Linked DNA regions of Homo sapiens: regions 1, 3, 4 and 5 are each linked to region 2. A link is a loop called in an ENCODE intact Hi-C map of the cell type or tissue named here. Cell type or tissue: sigmoid colon. All regions are shown on one strand.

The links. Peaks named below come from ENCODE experiments on the same cell type or tissue, not always from the same donor. Only the 100,000 strongest peaks of a DNase experiment are listed, where the experiment ranks them.
Region 1: a loop joins it to region 2, with 9 times the contacts of the local background. A loop is called at or near these places in 87 of 110 quality-filtered maps.
Region 3: it touches region 2 in a loop (5-fold over the local background); 19 of 110 quality-filtered maps call a loop at or near these places.
Region 4: a loop joins it to region 2, with 6 times the contacts of the local background. A loop is called at or near these places in 86 of 110 quality-filtered maps.
Region 5: it touches region 2 in a loop (3-fold over the local background); 9 of 110 quality-filtered maps call a loop at or near these places.

What each region holds. Positions count from the first base shown.
Region 1 is chr4:168,915,179-168,920,178 of GRCh38, forward strand. It overlaps PALLD (palladin, cytoskeletal associated protein), which reads left to right. Exons shown (of 22, transcript NM_001166108.2): 17 at 717-849. It also overlaps a transcript of CBR4 not described here. Among named protein-coding and RNA genes, the nearest start is that of CBR4, 93 kb to the right of the region's middle. In sigmoid colon, a CTCF peak has its summit at 2,422 (motif pointing left); a DNase peak (open chromatin) is centred at 2,108.
Region 2 is chr4:168,707,928-168,712,927 of GRCh38, forward strand. It overlaps PALLD (palladin, cytoskeletal associated protein), which reads left to right. Exons shown (of 22, transcript NM_001166108.2): 9 at 1,101-1,220; 10 at 3,654-3,996. Among named protein-coding and RNA genes, the nearest start is that of PALLD-AS1, 62 kb to the left of the region's middle. In sigmoid colon, a CTCF peak has its summit at 2,584; DNase peaks (open chromatin) are centred at 2,614, 3,484, 3,846, 4,084 and 1 weaker place; H3K27ac peaks cover 549 bases.
Region 3 is chr4:168,814,137-168,819,136 of GRCh38, forward strand. The region is part of intron 10 of PALLD (palladin, cytoskeletal associated protein); the gene reads left to right. Among named protein-coding and RNA genes, the nearest start is that of PALLD-AS1, 170 kb to the left of the region's middle. RefSeq lists enhancers at 1,734-2,368, 2,369-3,004. In sigmoid colon, no CTCF peak of the experiment used is centred here; DNase peaks (open chromatin) are centred at 2,036 and 2,745; H3K4me3 peaks cover 1,710 bases; H3K27ac peaks cover 1,461 bases.
Region 4 is chr4:168,921,926-168,926,925 of GRCh38, forward strand. PALLD (palladin, cytoskeletal associated protein) reads left to right here. Exons shown (of 22, transcript NM_001166108.2): 19 at 2,330-2,495; 20 at 3,020-3,153; 21 at 3,308-3,353; 22 at 4,288-5,000. The coding sequence ends at 3,321. It also overlaps a transcript of CBR4 not described here. Among named protein-coding and RNA genes, the nearest start is that of CBR4, 86 kb to the right of the region's middle. In sigmoid colon, CTCF peaks have their summits at 69 (motif pointing left), 268, 1,967 (motif pointing right) and 2,166; a DNase peak (open chromatin) is centred at 1,983.
Region 5 is chr4:168,881,062-168,886,061 of GRCh38, forward strand. All of the region lies in intron 10 of PALLD (palladin, cytoskeletal associated protein), which reads left to right. It also overlaps the pseudogene RNU6-853P. Among named protein-coding and RNA genes, the nearest start is that of CBR4, 130 kb to the right of the region's middle. RefSeq lists an enhancer at 126-375. In sigmoid colon, no CTCF peak of the experiment used is centred here; a DNase peak (open chromatin) is centred at 1,960.

The DNA.
Region 1 (5,000 bases), 210 kb after region 2:
CCACTCTTGCTTTTCCTAGTTAAGTGTTTTTAAACTTATCTTCTAGTCACTACTGACAGAATTTGTATTCAACATCTTTTAAGTCTTCCCTGCGATTACTTTCAACTGTATTCCTCTTAAAGGTTTCTCTGGCAACCTTTAAAAGTGACAGAGATGCACAGAATCTGGGAGATTTGTACAATCTCATTTTTTAAAGCAAAAAATAATGCCTCTAGGCATATGGATAACTAATGCAAAAGAAAACTTGCCTAAAAATGTAATTTGTTTTCCTGCTTAATATGAAAAGGAATTTTAATTAAAAATATATTGAATTTTTATCAGAACTTTTAATTTCCTACAAATTTAAAAATCACAGTGTAAAGTTCTAGTAACTTCTGTTGAAAAAGATTTGGTAATAAATGAGCAATAATGCTACTTTTCATAAATATTTAAAAATATTTAGGAAAAATATGTTAATATGTAATACCCCATTTTTTTCCATTTCCCCTTTTATGATTTATAGTAGCCTGCAATTGGCAGACAATTAAATTTATAGTAAACTTCCAAACTAAACAAGAGTTTGCTTTTCTGATTTTTTAATGTGTAAATCTTAGCTGTAGGGATCAGATAAGGAAATCATATTATTACCCCATGTATTTTAAGAAAACAGATGACTAAAAGTCTGGAAGTAACTACTATCTATATTTCTATCTATCTGTCATCTTTCTTGTTTCAAGGCCTCGTTCTAGATCAAGGGACAGTGGAGACGAAAATGAACCAATTCAGGAGCGATTCTTCAGACCTCACTTCTTGCAGGCTCCTGGAGATCTGACTGTTCAAGAAGGAAAACTCTGCAGAATGGACTGCAAAGTAAGATTTTGTTATTGCTTGCATATCCTATTGCCCCACTTCTCCCTCACTTGCCATTTCTCTATAGTTCCTTTTGGGGAAATTACATAAAGTATAAAATGAGAGCTGGGCACAGTGGCTCACACCTATAATCCCAGCACTTTAGAGTCCAAAGCCGGGCAGATCGCTTGATCCCAGGAGTTCAAGACCAGCCTGGGTAATATGGAGAAACCCATCTCTACCAAAAATACAAAAGTTAGCCAGGCGTGGTGGCGTGTGCCTATAGTCCCATCTACTTGGGAGGCTGAGTTGGAAGGACTGCTTGAGCCTAGGAGCTGAAGCTATGTGAGCTATGATCGAGCCACTGAATTCCAGCCTGGGTGACAGAGCAAGACCCTGTCTCAAAAAATGAAATGATTCTAGCTTAAGGGGGGGAAAAAGTGAAATACGTCGGATATTTATATATTGTTTACTATGATTCTTTAAATCTAAATTAAATATGTTCTTTACTCAGAACCCTACATGACATTACTCTAGAAAGTCATCAGGAGGTTTTATTTATCCCTTTAAATGTTGAAATAATAAATATGATAAATCTACCATGTCTTCATTCTTTTTTCATACAAATTTTGTATCCATATATCTACTCTGACTTTTATTCCTCCCATTTTCTAATTCTTTTTTTTTTTTTTTGAGACAGAGTCTCACTCTGTCACCAGGCTGGAGTGCAGTGGTGCAATCTCGGCTCGCTGCAACCTCTGCCTCCTGGGTCTCCTGCCTCAGCCTCCTGAGTAGCTGCGATTACAGGCATGTGCCACCAGGCCCAGCTAATTTTTGTATTTTTAGTAGAGATGGGGTTTCACCATGTTGGTCAGGCTGGTCTCAAACTCCTGACTTCATGATCCGCCCACCTCAGCCTCCCAAAGTGCTGGGATTACAGGTGTGAGCCACAGTGCCCCGCCCCCATTTTCTAATTCTAAGATAAGTTAGAGGGACATCTTTCTTTCATCTGTTTTGCAGCAGGGCTTTTTGTTTTTTTGGGGTTTTTTTTTTTTTTTTTGAGACGGAGTCTCCCTCTGTTGCCCAGGCTGGAGTGCAGTGGTGTGATCTCAGCTCACTGCAGCTTCCACCTCCCAGGTTCAAGTGATTCTCCTGCCTCTGCCTCCTGAGTAGCTGGAAGTACAGGCACGCACCACCACGCCCAGTTAATTTTTTGTATCTTTAGTACAGACGGGGTTTCACCATATTGGCCAGGCTGGTCTCAAACTCCTGACCTCGTGATCCGCCCTCCTCGGCCTTCCAAAGTGCTGGGATTACAGGCATGAGCCACCACACCCGGCCTACAGCAAGGCTTTTTAACCCAAGGTCCTTGGGTAGGCAGGCTTCATTAGGTGTTTGAACTCTGAAATTACCTACAAAATTATGTGTGTAAGATAACGTTCATCCATTTCTCAAAGGAGTTTAGGGAAAAAATATTTAAGAAACACTGCTCTAAAATTTTTTGTTTGATTTCTTTTTTGCCCCCTGTTTACTGATCTTAAATTTAGTTTAACTCTTAAATATGGATAAGGTTTTAAAAAGTTATTTGGGCTCCCTCTGCTGGTTCTGTATGGAATATGAGAACACAAATATAGGCTGCTTAGAGGATTTGGGCATTGTTTCTTCAGAAAGTAAATCTGGGATTATAGAAATGTATAAAAAGAATAAATATAACAAAAATATTTTATTTCTTAGGATCATTATTTATTTTTTACAGTATAAATACACAAATTGTGTTTCAGTCTGTATATATTTTATATATATATGAGTGTGTATTCATTTTTGGTCTATAATTAAGAATTATACAGTACAGCTACCATATGATCCAGTTAATTCTACTAGTGCTTATATATCCGAGGAAAATGAAATCAGAGGCTGGGCACAGTGGCACACGCCTGTAATCCCAGCACTTTGGGAGGCTGAGGCGGGCGGATCACGAGGTCAGGAGTTTGAGACCAGCCTGACCAACATGGTGAAACCCCATCTCTACTAAAAATGCTAAAATTAGCCAGGTGTGGTGGCATGCATCTGTAGTCCCAGCTACTCAGGGGGCTGAGGCAGGGGAATCACTTGAACCTGGGAGGCAGAGGTTGCATCACTGCATTCCAACCTGGGCAACAGAACAAGACTCCCCGTCTCCCCCACAAAAAAAAAAAAAGAAAAGAAAATGAAATCAGTAGCAATATCTGCATTCCCATGTTCATTGCAGCACTATTCATAATAGCCAGGATACGGGATCAGCCTAAGTGTCAACAGATGAATGAATAAAGAAAATATGAGATATATATATATATACATACATACACACACAGTGGAAAATTATAATCCTGTCATTGTGACAACATGGATGAACCTGGAGGACATAATGTTAAGTGAAATAGGCCAGGCACAGAAAGATAAATACTACAGGATCTTACTTATATGTGCAATATAAAAAAGTTGAACTCATAGTAGAGAATAGAATGGTGATTACCACGGGCTAGACGGGGAGAGGGAAAGTTGGGGAAATGTTAGTCAAAGCATATAAAATTTCAGACAGGAAGAATAAGTTCAAGAGATCTGTTGTACAACATGGTGACTATAGTTAATAACGATGTACTATATACTTGAAAATTGCTAAGAGTAGGTTTTAAGTGTTCTTACTACAAAAAAAAATGAAGTCATACATATGTTAATCAGCTCAGTTTAGGTATTCCACAACACATACATATTTCAAAATAATGTGCAGAATTACATACAATTTTTATCAATTAAAAAACACTTAAAAAAATTCATACAGACCACTTGTAAAATAACGTTTTGAGTTAACCAGGGAAATTTTATTTTAAATAGATAATTAGATTATACCAAAGAATTATTAATTTTACGTGTAAAATGGAATTGTGATTATGGAAAAGTCTTGTTTTTAGAAATGCATACTGAGCTATATGGGGGTAATGGTATATAAAATCTGGAATTTATTTTTAAATATAAAAAATAAGAGAGTGACTAAATGATGGGTATATACACACTTACCATACTGGTTATCTCTATTTTTAATCATATTTAAGAAAGAAATAACAGTACTGTCTTTCACTGGACTGGCACATAACTGTCCTTAAAACGCCTGCCATTAAAAGAATATTGGAAACAAAAAGTAAACTGCCTATTGATTTCACTATGATGATCTGACCTGGATAAAGAAAATGTGAAAAATCGGCCAGGCACGTGGGTCACGCCTGTAATCCTAAAACTTTGGGAGGCCGAGGCAGGTGGATCACCTGAGGTCAGGAATCCGAGACCAGCCTGGCCAACATGGTGAAACCCCGTCTCTACTAAAATACAAAAAAATCAGCCAGGCATGGTGGCAGGCGCCTGTAATCCCAGCTACTCAGGAGGCTGAGGCAAGAGAATTGCTTGAACCCGGGAGGCGGAGGTTGCAGTAAGCTGAGATTGTGCCCACTGCACTCCAGCCTGGGCAAGGAGCAAGACTGTCTTAAAAAAAAAAAAAAAGTGAAAAACCTTGCCACATGTACAGATAGATCAGGAAAAAAAAAAAGTTAGTGTATTTAAGCTTTGAAAGGGGAAAAAATCCTGACGATAAGCCAAACACTAAAGCAGCAGCTTGCTTTTCCTCCAAAAAGCCCCCTCCCCTTTTAGCCCCTGAGGAACATTCCTAGACACTGATTATCCTTAACTGGTACTAAATTTTCAGGAAAATAACTAATTCCACTCCCATAGCAACAAGCATCACTATTTTCATGTGTGCTGAGAGTACAGATCTAGTTACATTGTGACCTGCTGGTGGTGACCTTCAGCTCCTGAGATCATGCTGTCTTTACTTAGCCAGGAGAACTGGGGTTAGAAAAAAGGTACAAGGGGCATTCTCTTTGCCCTAGCATGAGTAACTATCCACTGGGTAGGTTCACTGTGAATCACGTGGTTTGAGAGTACGCGTGCTTTGGGCATCTCTCCTACTAAACATACTGTGGCTTCAGTCAGTAGATGGCTTATCTAGGATCTAACCTGGTAAAGTAGGAACAAGCAGTGCCGCTTTGTTTCTAGATGTGGGAACAACAAGGAGCCTGACCAAAGATGTCCACTCCCTCTTCCTCCACACCACTTCTGATGACCTCCAAACAGGTCAGGCAGTG
Region 2 (5,000 bases):
CTTCCTTTTAATGTTAACAGCTAACACTGGCTATGAAGCATTTGCTCTGTGCCAGGCAATGTCCTAAGCACAGTATGTCATATCACAAAAGTAGGTGGTGGTTAGGGTTTGGAGTCTGGACCCCAGCTTGCTTTGAATCCCTATGTTAGTATTTATTAGCTGTGTGACCTTGGGCAAGTGAATTAACCTTATTGTGCTTCCATTTTCTACCTATAAAATGGGCTAATAATAAACTTACATAACTCATAAGATTGACATGATGATTAGATTTAATCTATGTTAAGTGCTGGTAACAATACCTAGTGTATAGTAAGGGTTATATAGCTGTCAGCTCTTGTTATCGTCATCATCATCATCATCATCCCCCTCACAATAACCGTGTGGTGGTTAATTTTGTGTGTCATGCATGACTAATACAAACTCTGTGAGGTAGCTTCTATTATTGTCTCCATTTTACGGAGAAGAACACTGAAGTTCAGGGAGACTGACCAAAGTCACAAAGGCAAGATGTGGCAGGACCCTCATTCAAGCCCTGGCAGCTGTTTCGAGTCTGGGCTTTTCATGCCCTACAACACTGCCATGCCACTTAACAGTACCTTCCAGAATAGTTGTCTACAGGTCAAACATATACAGGTCATGTTCTTTTTTCCCCCGTGGTTAACATTTCAGAAGAGCTTTATTTTCCCCACTGCTTGGTTTGCAGCTGAGCAGATATAAGAGGTAGCTGTATGTACAGAAAGAACTCTGACATGCAATCAGCTTAACTCCTACATGCAAAATACAGAGCTGCACACTTGCAGACATCTCGTTTTATCTTCACAGATAACCCATTGGGTATGTATTATCCCCATTTTATAGATGAGGACACCGAGACTGCTCTTGTCCAACATCACAAAGAATGGGTCTACCTCCAAAGCTTTTTCTGCTAGGCAGAATTGCTAAATTAAATGTAAAGAGATTCTATTGTAAACACTTTTGTAAAGTGAATCTGTAATAATCATAACCTAATTTGTTTGTTGTGGAAAGGTGGAGGGTCTCACTTCTTAAAAGTGACTTCATGGTTCAACTCTGATGAATGATTCTGTTCTCTTCACTTCCAGAGGAGATTTGCACCCTAGTTATCGCTGAGACTTTCCCTGAAGATGCAGGGATCTTTACATGTTCAGCAAGAAATGATTATGGATCAGCAACCAGCACTGCCCAGCTGGTTGTCACCTCAGGTATGTGAGGAGTAAAAAAAATGACTGGGTTCTGTTCCCCAGCACCAGTGTGGATGGCCACAGCAGAAAGGCACCGTCCTGGCCAGGTGCAGTGGCTCACACCTGTAATCCCAGCACTTTGGGAGGCCGAGGCAGGCAGATCACTTGAGGTGAAGAGTTCGAGACCAGCCTGGTTAACATGGTGAAACCCTGTCTCTACCAAAAATACAAAAATTAGCTGAGTGTGGTGGTGCGTGCCTGTAATCCCAGCTACTCTGGAGGCTGAGGCAGGAGAATCACTTGAACCCAGAAGGTGGATGTGGCCGTGAGCCAAGATCATCCCACTGCACTCCAGCCTGGGTGACAGAGTCAGACTCCATCAAGGAAGGAAGGAAGGAAGGAAGGAAGGAAGGAAGGAAGGAAGGAAGGAAGGAAGGAAGGAAGGAAGGAAGGAAGGAAGGAAGGGAGGGAGGGAGGGAGGGAGGGAAGGAAGGAAGGAAGGAAGGAAGGAAGGAAGGAAGGAAGGGACAAAGCGACTGTCCCAGGAAGAGAGCTCAGCTCAGCCTTCAGGAATCTGGCCACTCCAGGAGTCACCCTAACAATCTAAGTTCATCGTGAAACAAAGGCTTTAGGGGAGGGGAGAAGAAGGAGTGAAGTGGAGATGACAAACAAAAAGATAATGATCGTGTAGCAACTGAACACACAGGGGGCTTTCTTTAAAATCGTGCAGTCTTGGTCTTGGAAACGATGGAGCTGGTTTCCTAACATCCTCCCGCTAACCTAGAATCATATTCACATTGGAAAGCCACCTCTGCATCAGAGGTGCAGTCACTTTCTCAGCAGTGCCAACACATGAGATCTGGAGATACTTGTACAAATAAGCCATTGTCTGATCCACTGTTGAAACTTCTGAAAAGGTAATACAAGATAAGCCTTCTTGTATAAAATGTAATACAAGATAAAACTCAGAGAAGCTGTAAAGGCCTTCAAACTCAAATTTCACTGATAGTCTGTATCAATGATAGTATATAACTAATATGAAAAAGAAAGCAATGTATTGTATTATTGAAGTCAATTTTCAAAAATATATGGATATTTTCTAAACTCAAAAACTTACCACTAGGGAAGGCAATATGAAACAGCTTTTTTTCTTTTTCTTTTCTTTTCTTTTCTTTTTATTTGTCTGTTTTCTAGTTACTAATGAGCATTAGCTTACTTTAATTGCCTCATCTCTGCCATTCATCTTAAAGATATTTTTAAAATATGTTTTTGACCAAGCCTGGAACATAATGTACATAGTAGGGAATCAATAAATGGGTCATTTGTTAAATGATACGGACTTGGAGAGAACAACTGAATTGTACTTGGATTCCTTCAGAAGAGCAAGAACTTGGTGCTAGGTGGCAGCAGAGACACAACCAAAACTTATTTAGGGACCTTAGAGTGGCAACTGTAAATGCTTTTTCATCTTCATTAAGAAAAGAAATGGGAGGGTCATCTTAAGTGGGAAATGGTTTCTGTGAATGACTACTGTAAGTGCTGAAAGAAACCTAAGTGTCAGGATCAGAGTTACAGAGCAAAGAGGACCCCAGCGTTTTGATTCCGAGTTGGCTTCAACACTGTCCCATCAAATGGCCATAGCAGGAGTGCAGTGTTTAAACAATATGGCCAAAACCCTGGGCTCTATAAGTCTGAGTGGCAAAAATTTGTGTGTAATATTTTCCATTTGTTTCTGCAGTAAATCTGCTATAGGTCAAACATAATCAACAAATATTTTATTTCTGAGCTTTTTGTTTACCTCAATAAGCATTTTTGAGTGCATGCCAGGAGCTCTGCTGGGCTGTGTGGGCAAGGTGCAGAATCTAAAAAAGACGTGATCTCAAGATGCTTTCAGCCTATTGAGGGCAACAAATAAAAATCTCTTTCGTACTGAGTTATAGTTGGAGCAATCACCTAATATGGAAAAAAATATTTTTATGAGATTATGAAATTTTACTTGGACTCCAAGGTTTACCTTCCCTAGCTTTAGATGAATATCCACATAAAACCTTTACAGCTTGAGCCAATTTGAGTAGTGACAGCTAGGATGTTCAGTCGGACCCATGGACCAAAACGTGAGAGGACAAAGCATTGTTGGTTGATACTGTTTGTGTTGTCACTTTTTTTGCCAAGTTCTATCTTTAGCTCTTGTTTGGAATTTTTATGATTCGGTAGCTGGGTTCCCCAAATGTGAGCTCAGTCAGGAAATGAAACGGTAGCACTCGTTCAAAACAAGCTTGAAAGAACCAGGCCCTCCAGCTGGCAGTGCTTCTGCGTCAGATGAGAGCAGCACAATCACCTCTTCTTTAACAACTTCACACAACACAGGGATTCTCAGAAGACTCTGACAGTGTGAAATCACTTGTTGAACTAGTGGCATCTTCTTATGTTTTTCCTCTCTTTCCCCTTCCTTAGCCAACACTGAAAACTGTAGTTACGAGTCAATGGGAGAATCCAACAATGACCACTTCCAACACTTTCCACCTCCCCCTCCAATCTTGGAGACAAGTTCCTTGGAGTTGGCTTCAAAGAAACCATCTGAGATCCAGCAGGTGAACAACCCTGAGTTAGGCCTGAGCAGGGCAGCCCTTCAAATGCAATTCAATGCTGCTGAGAGGGAAACGAACGGAGTCCATCCCAGCCGTGGAGTAAATGGACTGATTAACGGCAAAGCTAACAGTAATAAATCTCTTCCAACACCAGCTGTCCTGCTTTCACCCACTAAGGAGCCACCACCTCTGCTTGCCAAACCAAAACTGTGAGTATTTCTGCATGGTTTTATAATAATTTCCATACCCCTGTTACATTTCCTGTCTGGTGAGAAAAAAACTTTTGCCTGTATTCAACTATGTGGCAAGTTGGCCTTGACTCATGGGACCTTGCTGCCAAGTGGTGTCTTTCAACAATATAAAAGACACCTAAAAATAAAGAAGGGAAATGAAAAGCTTGGTGAAATCTGCCCTTTGCTGAAAGCTATAACTGGTTATGGCTGTGAAAATATCTGTGCCCAGTGTGGGCTTCCAACATACAGCTAAGGATGTAGCCACTCCCTGGAGGCCATGGAAAAGGGGGATCTACTTTCAGCCCTTTATTAAAAGCATTTCAAAAAGTGAGTATAAGTACTTTGCATTTGTTACTTTAAATATTAAGTATCAGTAAGAAGATCTGATATAGACAAGCGGGGAAAGACTAAAAACTGAGGCTGGAAATTCAGGGTGCAGATCCTGGCAGGGCAATGAAACTGGAGGGAAGCAGGCTTGTGGGCAAGAAGAGCGCCCTTCACAACACAGGCTACTTGGCTTGGAATTCCATGGAGCTGCATATTTCCATGAATACCATCTTCACAGTTGATGTCCATTATTTTCTTAGGATGATAAACCTTGCATGAGCTGTTTCCATTGGCACCGCACAGCAGAGAGTTGTTATGAATGGAGCCATTACAATGTCAGAGAGAGGCAGAAATAAATTAGCTCAAAGGGTTCTACCATAGCGCAAGAGACCCTGAATTACTGCCCTGCCAGAGGTTAGTGGAAATGTAAGAGTCATAGTGAATGTGTATGTATTCTATGAGGTCACATTCCCATGAGAATGTATTTGCCAGAACCTAGGAAAGCCCCTTCTATTTACCCATATCTGATGTTTTTGATTTGGGGCAGGAAGGGCTTCTTTAGGGGTTATTCTTTATTTCCCTAGCATTGACTAGCCTACTCTTTTCTCTCTGTGATCAGTTCATTTGTTAGAAATGTTAGAATTTAAAAGATA
Region 3 (5,000 bases), 110 kb after region 2:
TTTGAGACTGATCCCAAGAAAACAATGAGAAAGGTTGAGTCTAAGCCTAAAATTTTGGCTGAATTTGGAAATTATCAGTGTGAAGGCTACACACCAAAAATATAAGAACCAACTGTCCTGAAAGTTTGGGAGTTAAGATTTGGGGAAATTATTTGAAATCATTTCAATCTACCAATTCCTGATTTTTTTGCACTAAGAATTGAAATTCTGAATCCCTTAATTTATGTATCAAATATATCTACCAGCAGTGCAGGGACAATGAGGGTGGAAATGCATTAACTAATAGATTATATGGACTGCCTTAAGCAACTGTATAATTTCTGTTAGGATGAAACCGAACCATGTTGGGAATTCTGATTTAAAATGAGGTCTGTACTTTATAGATGTGGAAAATAAGGTTCATAGGACGAAATTACTTCCTCAAAAGCGACATAACTGCGTTGCAGCAAAAACGGCAGGAGAGTGCAGGTCTCTAAGCCAAGTCTTGGACTAGGTTCTTGATTCCAACAGTTCTCCAGTGATGCTTCTGAAGACACTGGGCTGAAAGTGAACAGTGACCCTCTTTCCCGAATGTCTATAATTTTCTCAATTTAAAATTTTTCTCCTAAAAGACAATGGCTATTTTAATCTTTTCTGTTTGTTTGTTTGTTTTGAGACACAGTCTCGCTCTGTCACCCAGGCTGTAGTGCAGTGACGCGACCTCGGCTCACTGCAACCTCCACCTCCTGGGTTCAAGCAATTCTCCTGCCTCAGCCTCCCAAGTAGCTGGGATTACAGTTGTGTACCACCATGCCTTGCTAATTTTTGTATTTTTAGTAGAGACGGGGTTTCACCATGTTGGCCAGGCTGGTCTTGAACTCCTGACCTCAAATGATCCACCTGCCTCGGCCTCCCAAAGCGCTGGGATTATAGGCATGAGCCATTGTGCCCGGCGAATATTTTAATCTTTTAGTGACCTCTGCCATTTTTCTTTTCAAGAACAAGATGAATGAGCAAATGTAAACATTTTAAAATTAACTTGGAAGGGCTTTGACAGATTTCATTTCTCATGGACATATGCTTGTGACTGTTTCAATATTGCAGGCATACACTAGCATCATTTTCTTTTAGCAGAATTGCTTGGTGCTCCTGTAATAGAATGAAGTGTAATAGTGTGCAAACATTCACAACTTCCATGTGCTCTAAAACCTAAACAAGTTTGAACCCACAAGTCACTTTGTAAGGCACATCCAGGCTCGTTGAGATTCTAACTGGTGGAAATAGTTGAAAGTATATTTGTCACTTACACCTTGCCTATATCCAAGAAGGATTTGAGTCTTCCTCCAACAAGAATGCATCCAAGCCAGTCTAAAACTGTCCTCCATAAAATAGGGAAATACACTTTGGGAATTTCATAAGCTAAACACTATTTCCACATTGGTCACCATGGTGAACACAAATATGCAAAATCGACTGAATGGTAACAAGGCAGGGAGAGAACGTGCTTCCTATAGGATTTGATCTGCTGCTTATTCTGATCAAAGTGGAAACTATAAAGGTTGGTTGGAGCGGATAGCCCAATGCCTGCCCAGTAACAGGGCTGCAGGAATTAACACGGTGGACGAGGGAAGGTACAGACCATTTTCGGTGGCTAAATGAGAAATAATACTAAGCGATAGGATATCCTGTATGTTTAGATTACTTGCCTCTGAAAACGAGCTCCAATTCTTTTTCAGAACAAGTATTGGGAACAAACTGTGGATATTTAATCACTTAAGGGTACTTTCTTCTGGGAAAATCGCTCACTCTTAATTTTTCAGTTGAGTTAGACAAGGGCTAATTGCAAGAGGATTAAAACCTTGAAAACTGCTTTGTTCAGCTTATTGTTTCAGGTTTCCCTTTGGAGTGTGGATGATGTGTTTATTTGACATAATGAATACCACCATCCGCTTTGTTCCGGGAACCAAAAGGCTATGTGCTTGCCCAAGGAATTTCTCAGTTGTTTATATGTAAGGAAACACTGCTCTGTGTTATTGGATGGGACCATTACAGCTCTTTCTTAAATAGGGAATGCAGAGAGCCGTGCTTTCCTCACTCACATCTGAGCAGAGAAACCAGAAAATAGCCTTCAGCACTCCAAATGCCTGCTTGTTTTCAACACAAGAGAGCAAAGGGAACATTTATTGAAAATGTGTGTTCTTCGCTTAGGAACCCAGAGCTTTACTTTGTGTTATTGGCACATCTACTTAGACCTATGTTATATGTGTATGTGTGTATATATATATATATATATATATATTTTTTTTAAGTATTAGATTGGAGTGCTTGGCATGAATCATAGATTAGAGAACATTGACAACTAACCAGATAGTGAACTCTGCCTCTATCAGCCAAATCTAACTGCCAAAACACTGAGGAATAAAGTAACCACTAATTAAGCAGCCTGGAGTTTTGTTTTTGGGTTTTTTTTGGTGGTGGTTGTTTTTAATACATACCCTGCCATAGGATGAGGGCAATTGTGTGAAATACATGCTTTGCGGTGACTTCCAGTGATGCAACATAGCAGTCTTTTTAAACAGCTGAAAACTCTCTGGTCCTTTATGGTTTCCAAAAGGTACTCCTTAAATGGGCATAACTGATGGGGGATTGGCTAGTGAGCTACAGAGAAGGCTGAGTCAGAGTGACCTGTTGGAGCTAGCCCCGTGTGTGTGTGTGTGTGTGTGTGTGTGTGTGTGTGTGTGTGTGTGTGTGTGTGTGTAGAAAAGGGGGAGCCGTGGGCAAGGGGCGGGGGTGAAGGGAGGCTGCAAGCTTGGCAGAATGTTTGAACAAGACAAAGAGCAGTTCCAGCGACCAAATAAGGAAGTGAGTGCTGAAGTATTTCAGAATAGAAGTGTGTCAGGGACTCAAGGCAATTGCGGAGAGTAAAAATAGGCAAAGAAGAAAGGGCAAAGGATTTTTGTTTTACTTGTTCCACAAAATAAACAGGGAAAGAAGTATCTCTGGTCTTTCAGCTGGAGTGAGAAAAACAGATCGTATCTATCCCTTTCTGTTGGCTTTTTATAGACATGTGTCTGAAGAGATGTTTAGAAGCTCTTTCAGTGGCAATGGCAATAATAAGCATGCTTTTGTTAAAGACAGAAAAACGCAAGTTGTGCATTAGACGCACCATCACATTCCCTTTATGTGTAATGCATGAAACTTTTAGCCCAAGATGATGGAAGTTTCCAAGAACCAACAGAAATATCTGGAAACCCATTTTCAGACATGTCCTGAACACTGAATTATAACTGTATCCTTTGAGAAAAATCTTACCTCTTAACAAGCCAGTTAAATGTCCATTAGATACAGTGTCTAACTTAAATATGTTGATAGTTACTGAAAAAGATGTCAAAAGAGGCAAATTACGCAAAGAAACTGTCAGTACTTGTTTTAATCTTCTCAATACCATCTCCCCAACTCTCCAGAGTGGCCAATAATATGTCACTGATCCTATGGATAAATGCTGCTCTTATTTTGATACTTTTTTTGCAGTACGGGTGGAAGAGAACAAAGATTTGGAAGGAGAATTTCAGATACTCCTAAACATAATTTGAAACAACCTTTTTTTGTCCTACAAAACCAACATTGAGAAATTATTTCTATTAACCAAGAAATCAATTTACTTATGTCTGCAACTAGGAATAAATAGAAGACATTCATCCTGGGTAAGACTTTTGAAAGCCCTCAATAACTAAATTGTTGGCAACTCTAGGATTGGCAATTGAACAAATCTATCCTTCTGTTCTCATGCAAAATACAAAATTGGACAGCCCACACTTGAATCAGAAACTACCAGAACCTGCCCAGAAGAGTTTGGGTAGAGAGCTAAACTGGAGTGCAAAATAGGGAACACACAAAGATTGACCACGGCATGTAGATGATCTTACAATGTAGTGTATTCTGGCTCCAAAAATAACCTGCCCCCCACTTAAACTGAAATATAAACTCTATTGAATAAGCTACCTTGATCATGCTTCAAGAAAATGTTAGGCTTATGACAAAATGTTTATTATCACAAACAAAGAAAAAATTAAAATGAGACACAGTGTTATGCCCACGAATAGTCATTTTAATGACCAAGCTCCATCCTACCAATGCTTCACTAGTTGACTTTTTTTTTTTTAAGCAATTTAACAATAGATGTCAAGAGCAGGGAAAAAAGGCTGGGTGTGCTGGCTCACGCCTGTAATCCCAGCACTTTGGGAGGCTGAGGCAGGAGGATCACTTGAGCCCAGGAGTTGGAGACCAGGCTGGGCAATATAATGGGACTCCATCTCTACAAAAAAATATTTCGAAAAAGCCAGACGTGGCGGTGCACACCTGTAGTCTTATCTGCTTGAGAGGATGGCTTGGGCCCAGGAGGTCAAGACTGTGTGAGCCATGATTATACCATGTACTCCAGCCTGGACAACAGAGTGAGACCCTGTCTCAAATAAATAAATAAATAGTGGTAAAAAGAGTATTTGACTTCAAAATCATACTTCTCAGTATTTGCCCTGAGGAAGTAACTCAAAATGGGAAAAGAAATGTATAAGCCTGAAGATGTTTAGTATAGCATATTTTTTATAATTTCAAAACAAAAAATTTAGAAGTCAAATACACAGAATATTCTCTTATCTCAACAATGCAATATTATGCAGCAATTAAAACTGGTAATGATTAAGCCTATGAAGGCAAAAAATGTTTATGATAAATGATACAATAATGACGAAAAGTTACCTTGTAAAATTACACACTATCTGTATAGCTATGTTTTGAGGACTAGAAAAGAACATGGTGAAATAGTGCTAGTGTGTTATACATACATAGAGGTAGATTTTTTGTCATCTTTATTTTGTGTTTTTCAATAATAAATGCCTTTCAAAAAAAGATGATGATGAACAAGCTTACAGGCAAGAGGCAGGATTCCAGAGTCAGAAAGAACTGAGGCTTCAGAGTTTACCTATCCAGCAAATATAAGTCACAAAGTTTTGTGTAGCTAG
Region 4 (5,000 bases), 210 kb after region 2:
CTCCCACTAACCTGGCAAAGAGAGAAAAAGATTTTATTAGCTCTTTTGGGTCATTCGACCTCCTGTGTGTATAGTGGCCCCTAGTGTTACATAGAGAAATAGTAACAGCAGCATGGACTCCAAGAACCAAAGAATTTGCTTATATATAAAGTTTTATATTTATATATATATATATATACACACACACACACACACACACACACACACACACACACACACCTGGTTTTTAAAACAACACTGTCATCTACCCTCATAGTCATTGTCAAACTACACTCAGATTTGCTTTTTCACTGATTATTGTGTAGGTAAATTCTGTAAAAGTGCTGTTACATGAAGTCTTATGCTTTGAGAAGCCTAAAAGGAAAACACATTTATGGAAAGGTTTTTATACCATCCTTAAGAGTTAGGTGTTGAGTACCTGATCTCTTTTAAGAAAGAACATAACAAAACATTTATTTCTTCTACCTCTTTATGCAAAGTGCTTCATGTACATTATGTATCAGTTGGCCCTCACATGAGCCTTATGAGATAATCAGAGCAAATCTTCTCTGAATTTTCCAGGGTCCCACTTAGTAAGCTGATGATTAGATTTAACACAAGACTCCTAGTGCTCTTCTAAACACACTACGTCACTGAGCTCTTTCAAGAAATAGAGTAGCAATGAGAATAAAACCCAAGAAGTCTTGACAAAACTCTTGGATTATGATTCTGATAATGGTACCAAGATGTTTTCACATAAAAATGTGGTAAATATGTGGACTGTGGTGCTACAGGTTAGCCATGCTTTCAAGTTTTGTACAAAGTACTCTATATTCTTACATGCTACAATTGATTTCATTCCTCTAACCTCAAACTAAAACTTCACTTTTCTGCTGTTAAATATGCCTTTTGATCACATAGATACCTCAGTGCGCATCAGCTGGCACTCCTGTCAGAAGACGGTGATGCACAGTAATTGGAAGCAAAGTCTTTGGGGTCAGATCTGCTCCAGTCCCGGCTCTTGTCGATTTTACTAGTGTGACATTTGGCAAATAGCTATCTCTGCGACTTAGTTTCTCCATATATAAAATGGGAATATAATGCCTCACAGTGCTTTCCTAAGGATTAAATCATAAAAATGTGTATGAAGCTCTGCATAACTAGTACCCTGCACAGCAATGCTGCAAAGTGGTAGATGTTATTCTTACTGATGAGTTGCTATGACATTAAGACTTGTTTTATACATTTTATGTTCTTTGCAAAACTGGAGCCCCAGAAAGAATACAAAGTGAGCTTCTGTTCCCACTTCTCCCAGAATAGCCTAGGATGGGCAACCATGTAAAATTCAATAAAAATCCAACCTTCTAACTAACTCGTGGTGTTGGAGAGTATTAAGCATTTGAAAAGTTCAGGTAGAATTTTCATCCTTTTTGAGCTCTTTCCTAGCTGCTTTGCTGTGATATATCTGTCACTCCAGATGAGGGAGTAGTGGTGGAAAAGGAATGCATTCTCAGATTCATTGTTGGTAGTTCAAAAGAAAATAAGTAAACCTTATTCATTCTCTGAAGTACTTTCCACCACTACTACAACTGATCCAAGAAAACAATTTCCCATTGGATGGTATTATTCAGAGTGTTATTAACAATCAGTCCTGAATTTTTCAGAATAGTACTAAAGTTGTCTTTTTTTTTTAATGGGTTCCTTCCTTCAAGGTTATAATAAAGCTTTTTTATAACCTTCAAAGAATACAAAGTGGAATTTGTAATTTATAGGATATACATTCCTAGTTTACAGGTAACTATTTAAAGCTGCCAAATTTAGATAAAGATGCCTCCCCTTTAAATTGCCCCCTTTAAATTCTATGGCATGTCTCACTTAAGAGTTACAAATATTCAGAATATTCATGGCAAACATGGCAAACGGCAGTGAGGGAATCTAAGTGGTCAAATTCCTAGAAATACTTGTCCTCAGCACCACTAGGTGGCAGTAGTTGGTTGAGGCTGTGAATGATCGGTAACATAATCACTAGTAGTGAAGCCATCACAGATGCTAGCAATGACTTAGGAGTCTCCCACAGCTGGTCAGACAGGCATTCTGTGAAGCAGATGGCCAGTGGACAGTGTGAGCCTATCAGACTTGAATTAATTGAGGAAATAAATGAGCGGAATGAAGTATACAGACCTTTGCTTGGTAAAAGAATAATTTGGAGAGGGGACTAGCATCTTACCACCTGGAGTAAAAAATGGTATCATAAAAGATCTATTCAAGCAATATTCCAAAAGCCTTCTGAATTCTTTCTAGTGCTCCTTTTGTATATCATTGATAGAGAATTCATCTCATGTTTTCTTAGCTAAAGAAGCACACAAACCCCCTGTGTTTATTGAGAAGCTCCAAAACACAGGAGTTGCTGATGGGTACCCAGTGCGGCTGGAATGTCGTGTATTGGGAGTGCCACCACCTCAGATATTTTGGAAGAAAGAAAATGAATCACTCACTCACAGCACTGACCGAGTGAGGTAAGACTGCACAATGAGAACCTGATCCTTAACTGTTCAGTCCTAATGATGTATCAAAAGATACATTTTATATAGCATGGAAATCTATGTGTAAAAGCCACATAGATGTTTTGATTTTTGATGAAATCAATCAAAGACAAAAACCATGCGTTACCCAATGTAGGATTAAGCTTTTAGAAGGAAGCTATGGGTGTTTGATCTAATGGTGATTTCTTAAAAGTGTTTATCATTCTATCTAAAAGAAAAGATGAATTCATTTGCTTTAGTGATAAAAGACTATTCAGTGGTTTTTGTAAAGGCAGATCCTCAACTAGGAATTAAGCACACAGATGTATTCAACTCTTGACGTCTGTTCTTTCTCCCATTAACTTTAATGGAGCTAGTAATCTCTACAGAATAAGTATGACCCTATTATCAGCTACTTGCACAATTCTGTTTCTAATGATCTAATTAAAAATGATGCTTCATGTCCAAAGCCACTTTTAAAAAATTTAGAACCCTAATGACTTTATCCTTTTCTCCAGCATGCACCAGGACAACCACGGCTACATCTGCCTGCTCATTCAGGGAGCCACAAAAGAAGATGCTGGGTGGTATACTGTGTCAGCCAAGAATGAAGCAGGGATTGTGTCCTGTACTGCCAGGCTGGACGTTTACAGTGAGTGCCACTTCATCTCATTTCATTGCGTTTACTCATTAAATTATGAAAAATTAGACATCTGGACAGCAAATCACATTACTCTTTATAAACAACTATTGTGTTTTATTTGTCAAAAAAATTCATATTGCTCTCTCTCTCTTTCTATTTGTAGTTTCTCGACATTAATAGTGAACCACACCAGGAGAACAAATACCCAAGTATCATTCAGGAACTTTGAATTATTAGCAAAATATGCATGTTGATTTCTCTTACATTGGCTAGTTAGTTGTGGCTTCCTTACTCAAGCATCCTTAGGAGTTAACAGTAGGCAAAGGCATAACCATGTTTTTCACATGTTCTTGTTACTGTGTTCTGCAAATGACTGCCTTTTAACATTTCTTCCTATATTCTATCGCAGTGTCCTAATGCACTCTAAACGTGTGTTCCATTGATCCTGGAATGCGTACTTTTGTGGCTTAGTGCTTTTCTCATTAATATATCTTAAGCAGCCAGCAGTAGACTTGTGTTTGTATATTTGTGTACATGCATCCCAAATTTAAAGAAAATTATTCCTATTGAATTTACAGTCTAGTACAATCAGCATTATGTTATCCATTGACATAAAAAAAACACTAGAAAAAAATTAAGAATTTATTTAAGAATTTATTTCAGATTTTGCCTCTTCTTGAAATAACTATGTGAGGGTCATCAAGAAATGTGTGGCCTCAACCTTCCCTACTGTACGATTCCTTTCAGTTGATTAGTGTTAAAGCATCCACATCCAGCAGAATTCCTAAGTGCTATAATTATTTTAGAGAAAATATTTTTTAAAAGGAGAGGGGGGATGAGAATTAGGAAGCTTATCAGCTATTCCAAAGGATTCCCTGTGCTGCAGTGTTTACTTAAAAAAAAAAAAGATAAACTACACTTGACCTTTGTAATCTAGCTGCTTTATTCCCACTATCCTGTATAGACAGTAAATCTGCAACATGTGAGTAAAATGCAAAAGTGTTCCTAAATTTTCCATGTTTCTACCATGGATGTGTTCAGGTGCCTTGCATCTATCTAGACATTCTGTATTTATTTGAAATATCTAAAGGCTTTCCAAGTATATCTTGATTAAAAATCTTAATTTACTCTTTTTCTTTGTAGCCCAGTGGCATCAGCAGTCACAGAGCACCAAGCCAAAAAAAGTACGGCCCTCAGCCAGTCGCTATGCAGCACTTTCGGACCAGGGACTAGACATCAAAGCAGCGTTCCAACCTGAGGCCAACCCATCTCACCTGACACTGAATACTGCCTTGGTAGAAAGTGAGGACCTGTAATCCAGCATTCTTGTTAAAGCTGAAACACTGAAACAGCCATTGCCTTGACCAACATATTCCTTTGTCACATTATGTAAAAGGCAGAAACATACCTTTGACTATAAGAAATTAAAAAAAAAACACCAAAATAATATTTTTCTTACTTGATATACCAAACTTAGTTTAAGTAGATAATGCTAATACAAATATACACATTGCACAGAAAATACACATTTACTGTCCAATTTAAAACTTTGGAATTGCTGTGATTAAAGTGATCAAAATGCCAAAATACTAAAGGAAATCAATTGTTCACAGGTAACTACAATTTGTATTATCTACAAGTGCCTTTAAACACAAGATATAGGTGCTGTGTAGCCTGATAGTGTGAAATGTTTAATGAGGGAGTTGTACCACAAACAGTACTACAATGATTCTGAAGCACAGTGTATTCAGACAGATACAGTGAACCAAGTGCAATATGTAAGGATGAAAGAAGAAGAGATGACAAAGAAATCCAAGTAAATGCCTTGTCTTTGCAAATGTTTTTATATTAAATCA
Region 5 (5,000 bases), 170 kb after region 2:
GTCCGTCTAGTTTTTGTATTTTTAGTAGAGATGGGGTTTCACCATGATGGCCAGGCTGGTTTCAAACTTCTGACCTCAGGTGATCCGCCTGCCTTGGCCTCTCAAAGTGCTGGGATTACAGGCCTGAGCCACTGTGTCCAGTCTCTCTTAGTTTGCTTAATCATACTTGTATACTTGCTGTTTTATTCTGTTTGTTTCACACTGTTCTTATTTTCATCTGTAGACAGGAAGGTTAGTAAGTACTAAGTTTCTAAACAGTCTGTGGAGATAAGGTTCTGTTTTTCATATGTTTGGGTAGCAGAGGTCAAAGCAGGGAACAAAGGTCATGGATGTCAGTGATAAACCACAAAGCCGAGGCAAAAGACAGTAAATCTGGGGAAGAAAGGCATTTGAGGAACTGTATGTATAGAAGTTCCCCAGACCGCAGTCAACCAACTGCATGCTGTTCTGTGAGCCGGAGAGAGGTTGACTGCGGTCTGGGGAACTTCTATACATACAGTTCCTCAAATGCCTTTCTTCCTTTATGCTACATCTTCCCCAAATTTACTGGGGTCACTGGCAAAATATTGCCCTGCACAAAGCTGTCAACAGATACAAATATTAAGTTGACAAACTCTTTTAGATGGAGGCAGTAAGGAGAGCATGCCTTAGAGAGAAATCTGTTTGCACTTTTATAAAATTAATGTATTCTATTCCCCTCACTATTGCTGGTAAGTTGGTGTTACAGCCTCCATTGCTGTAACCATGTTTCTCCACATAGTAAATCAGCCCTAAGACACAGAAGAAACCCAGAAGATTTGGCAGTGCCGACAGGCATAGTGTGGCAGTTCTGCTCTGCTGGTCTCTGAGTGGCCATACTAAGTCTGAAGGGTGAATCAGATCAGACCCATCCCTGGAACCAGACTGGCACTGTTTCTTTTGCCATCTTCACATTCTTGGAATCTGTGCTCATAAGGGAGTGCCACATAGCCACAGTGCCACAATGTTGTATGCTCTTAACTACCTCTTTTATATAAGCAGGGCTTTGGTTTGAAATGTTGCCCCATGTTTGTCACAAAGAAGAGCATGTGTCAATAAGAGCTTTTATACAGATGTATTAATGACAGCTTTTATTATATAGGCCCACAGCTCCTTATGGACATTATCTCATTGTCGCTCTCTTTCTCCCTCATAGGAAACGGGTAGGTGGGGACACTATCATCGTTACTCAAGAGGTGACGGGATTTCCCAGGGTTCTGGAAGAAATGCCTGAGCAAGGAGAGCATAGCGTGACTTAGGTTCATCTCAAATAACTCTAATGTCTAACATTTCTTGATTAAAGAAAGCTGTTGTAGAAGCAGCAAATCAGAATCCCCGAGTCAAGGAAAACTTTGTAACAAATTTAACTGTACTTTAAGATTCATGACACAGGGCATTTTCACCAGTTTTCAAGTCAAGACTGTGGTTAGATAGTAACCAGTGAAAAAGAATCCAACAGATACAAGCCGCAATGTACTTTGCAGACATCTCATCTACCTATCTTTCTCCTATTTTTCAGGAAACAGATAGTGGGGGGCTTTTCATTCTCTGACCTGAAGGGGTTGGAGGTGTTATTACTGGGCTCATTAGGGTCCAGTATCTTATCAAGTTGTATCCAATCCTGGACAAGTATTTACCAACAAATTAGTAGGCAAGGCCTCCAGGATCTGCTGCGACTGGGTTATTCTGTTGAAATGTCTCTGCCCCTGGGGCAGCTCAAAATCAGACCTGTACGGCTGTGTACCAAGTTGTACAGAATGAATGAACAGAAGTAACCCGAAGCCAGTGGATCACGAGGTCAGGAGATCGAGATCATCCTGGCCAACATGGTGAAACACCATCTCTACTAAAATACAAAAAATTAGCCGGGCATGGTGGTGTGCACCTGTAGTCCCAGCTACTTGGGAGGGCTGAGGCAGGGGAATCGCTTGAACACAGTGGGTGAGGTTGCAGTGAGCTGAGATTGCGCCATTGCATTCCAGCCTGGTGACAGAGCAAAACTCTGTCTCAAAAAAAAAAAAAAAAGTAACCCACGTGCCTTTGTCATTTTCTTTTTTAAAGAACCCAAAATATAATATGAGGAGAATTTGATATTACAATAAAGTTATCTATTTTCCTTTAAATATGAGCTTAAGTTACCCATTTTTTGTACTTTAACAGCCTTTGCTTTACCGTAAAATTCAGTAAAAGGAAAACAGAATTGATATACAAAAGCTCAGTTTGTATATCTTGGGCTCTTTTATATATTAATACATTACATTCTTGAATATAAGTGATATTTAAATGCCAACATGTTAATGAGTTTGCTCACTCTGAAATTTTGTGGAATTTAGTTACCATCAGATTTCACTGAATGTGAGAAGAGTAGAATAAGAGGACTTGTAATAGTTAAATTCTCTGGTTGATTCTGGTACCTTATCTCTTTAATCAATATTGTGCTCTGGAAATTTGAGTTTCTGAAATCTGCTCACAGAATTGACCTGCAATAGCATATCAAGGGAAGGATGCTTTCAAGATTATTCAGTAGCCAAAAAAAGAGACCTCTTGGGATTTGGTGGTGATTGAATCTGGAAAATTTTACCTTCCAGATGCTTGTGTATATGTTTGAGATGTTTTTATCCCAACCACATGAATATTGTTTTTAAATGACAAATGACTTACTGTTAAAGCCAGAGTAAACAGATCAGTAATGTTTTTTGTACAGTTGGGCTGAGTGTGTATACAATGAAGTATTTAGTGCAGGAGGCCTGTTACAAATTGTTTATTGGTTAAGGTTTGCCTCTGAGTATGGATTTTTGTGAAGAGTTCTGGTTTTGGTAACTACTAACTTTGAATACTATTTTATTTTTTTTTAATTGTGCAAACCATCAAAAAAAAAAAGGAGATCATGTCTTTGTCACCACTCTTTTTATTTCCTAATGAGTTGCTACTCTTCATTTATCAAAAGAAGGTGCCACTTCAGGGAGCAGAACTACAACCATCTTACATTAAACTCTAACATAGCATTAGTTTTATAGGAAAACAAACTCAGTTGCCAAATTTTTGCCTCAAAACTTATAACTGCTTTTCTTTCCTCATGCCTCCCCTTTCAAAATACTCCACTTTTATTTCTAACTCTCACCTTGCATGCTACCCCTAAACCCTGTCCTCAACTTTTAATTTCGTAAAGTGTTTCTGAATTACGTTAGTCCAGTGAGATGCTCTGAAAAAGAGAAGAGGTTCCATATTAGAATAAGTGTGAGAAAACTGTATTCCATACCTCTTTCCTCAGGGTTCACAGTGCCCATCCGTTGGCCCTGCCAGGCTGGTTCTGGTCACAGGACCTCTGCACTGCCAAGCTCTCCCTGTAGGTCTCACATAGCCAGCCACTTCCTATGGTTTAGGCCACCACTGTAGAGTCACCTCCTCAGAAGTCTGATGGACCACACTGTCTGATACAGTCATCTGCTCATACTTCTGTCCTTTCATTGCGTTTACCACCTCCTGATATGTCTTGCCTTCCATTCTTTTCTCTTATCTCTTTCTGCCATATCCACCATAAAAATACAATTTTTCTAACTATTGTGACCTAGTTCAACATTGTATTTCTAGCACCTAGAACAGAGTTGAACACTGAGAAGGCAATCAGTAAGGGTTATTTGCACATTCTTGTAAATTCTGGTCAAGAATTCTTGGCATCTTTTTAAACTCCTTCCCCTCTTCCATTCTGTTTATCTCAGCCAATCTTGTCTCTGTGACTTACTTCCATGCTGAATATTTTCTGTTTGCCACTTCAGATCCACTCTTACTACACCAGGCGCTGTTCTAAGTGTTTAGTACACATTAGTTCATGTAGTTTACCCAGTGATCGCATCAGATACGAGCTGTTAATACCCACATTTTACAAAGGAGGAAACTGAGACATATGGTCATTAGGTCACTAGCCCAAACCACACAGCTTTTAAGTGGTTAAAACAAAACAAACAAACAAAAAAACAGGTTATCACGTCTGTTTCTTTATTCACGCTGACTCTGAATTTCTTCTTCTTCTCCACTCTACTTGTCTACATCCTTGTCATCTTTCAAGGGCTTATAACTTGCCTCTTTCATGGAGTCTTCTGCAGTCATTCTAGCCAGCACTGTTTTCTGTTTCTTTTTTATTCCCATTGCATCTAGAATTGGTACCACATGGTTTGCTCCTTAACTTATTCCCCAACTTGGTTATTAGCCTTTGTGATCAAGGACCATCCTTTAGGATGTGGGGGGGTCTTTGCCATCTCACTTAAATAATGTTGAGTGCTTGCTTTGGCAGTGTGAATACTAAAATTGCAATGATACAGAGAAGATTAGCATGGCCTCTGTGCAAGGATGACACACAAAGTCATGAAGTACTCTGTATTTTTAAACCATATAGCCTCTATGAAACTGCCATTTTTGTAAGTTAAAAATGTTCAAATATTAATCGTTGTAAATAATTGCCCACTGGAATGTTTTCTTATTCCCCCTCAAGTTTCAATTTCAAGCACTGACTGCTAAGATTGGCATGTCTCCAGCCACGTACATTTGCAAAAAGTCAGATTTGCAATGTAATATGTCATGGAGCTCATGCTTGTTGAAGAGAATCTTTGATAGGCTGGACACATTCATTTTAGTAGGAGGCAGAGGTGGCCTAACAGCAAACTCTAGGTTCAGGATCTAATTTTCATAGCCTTCAAGGATGAATGCAATATAAACTGTGTAGTAGATTGTGATGCTCATTCCAACTAGGGAGGCAAGCATTTGTACCTGCTATCTACAAGGCACCAAATAATGCATGTGTCACCATTGCTATAAATTGTCCTCTTCCAGGACCTAACTATTTGGGTAAAGAACCTACAGTTCCCATCACCACCTATGTATGTATGTACAAACATAAATTAGTCCAAATTCTAATTTTCTCTTATTTTTCTTTGTGGAAAAACAGATAAGAAAGCTCAGTAAAGGAAGATATAAGCAATTAATGT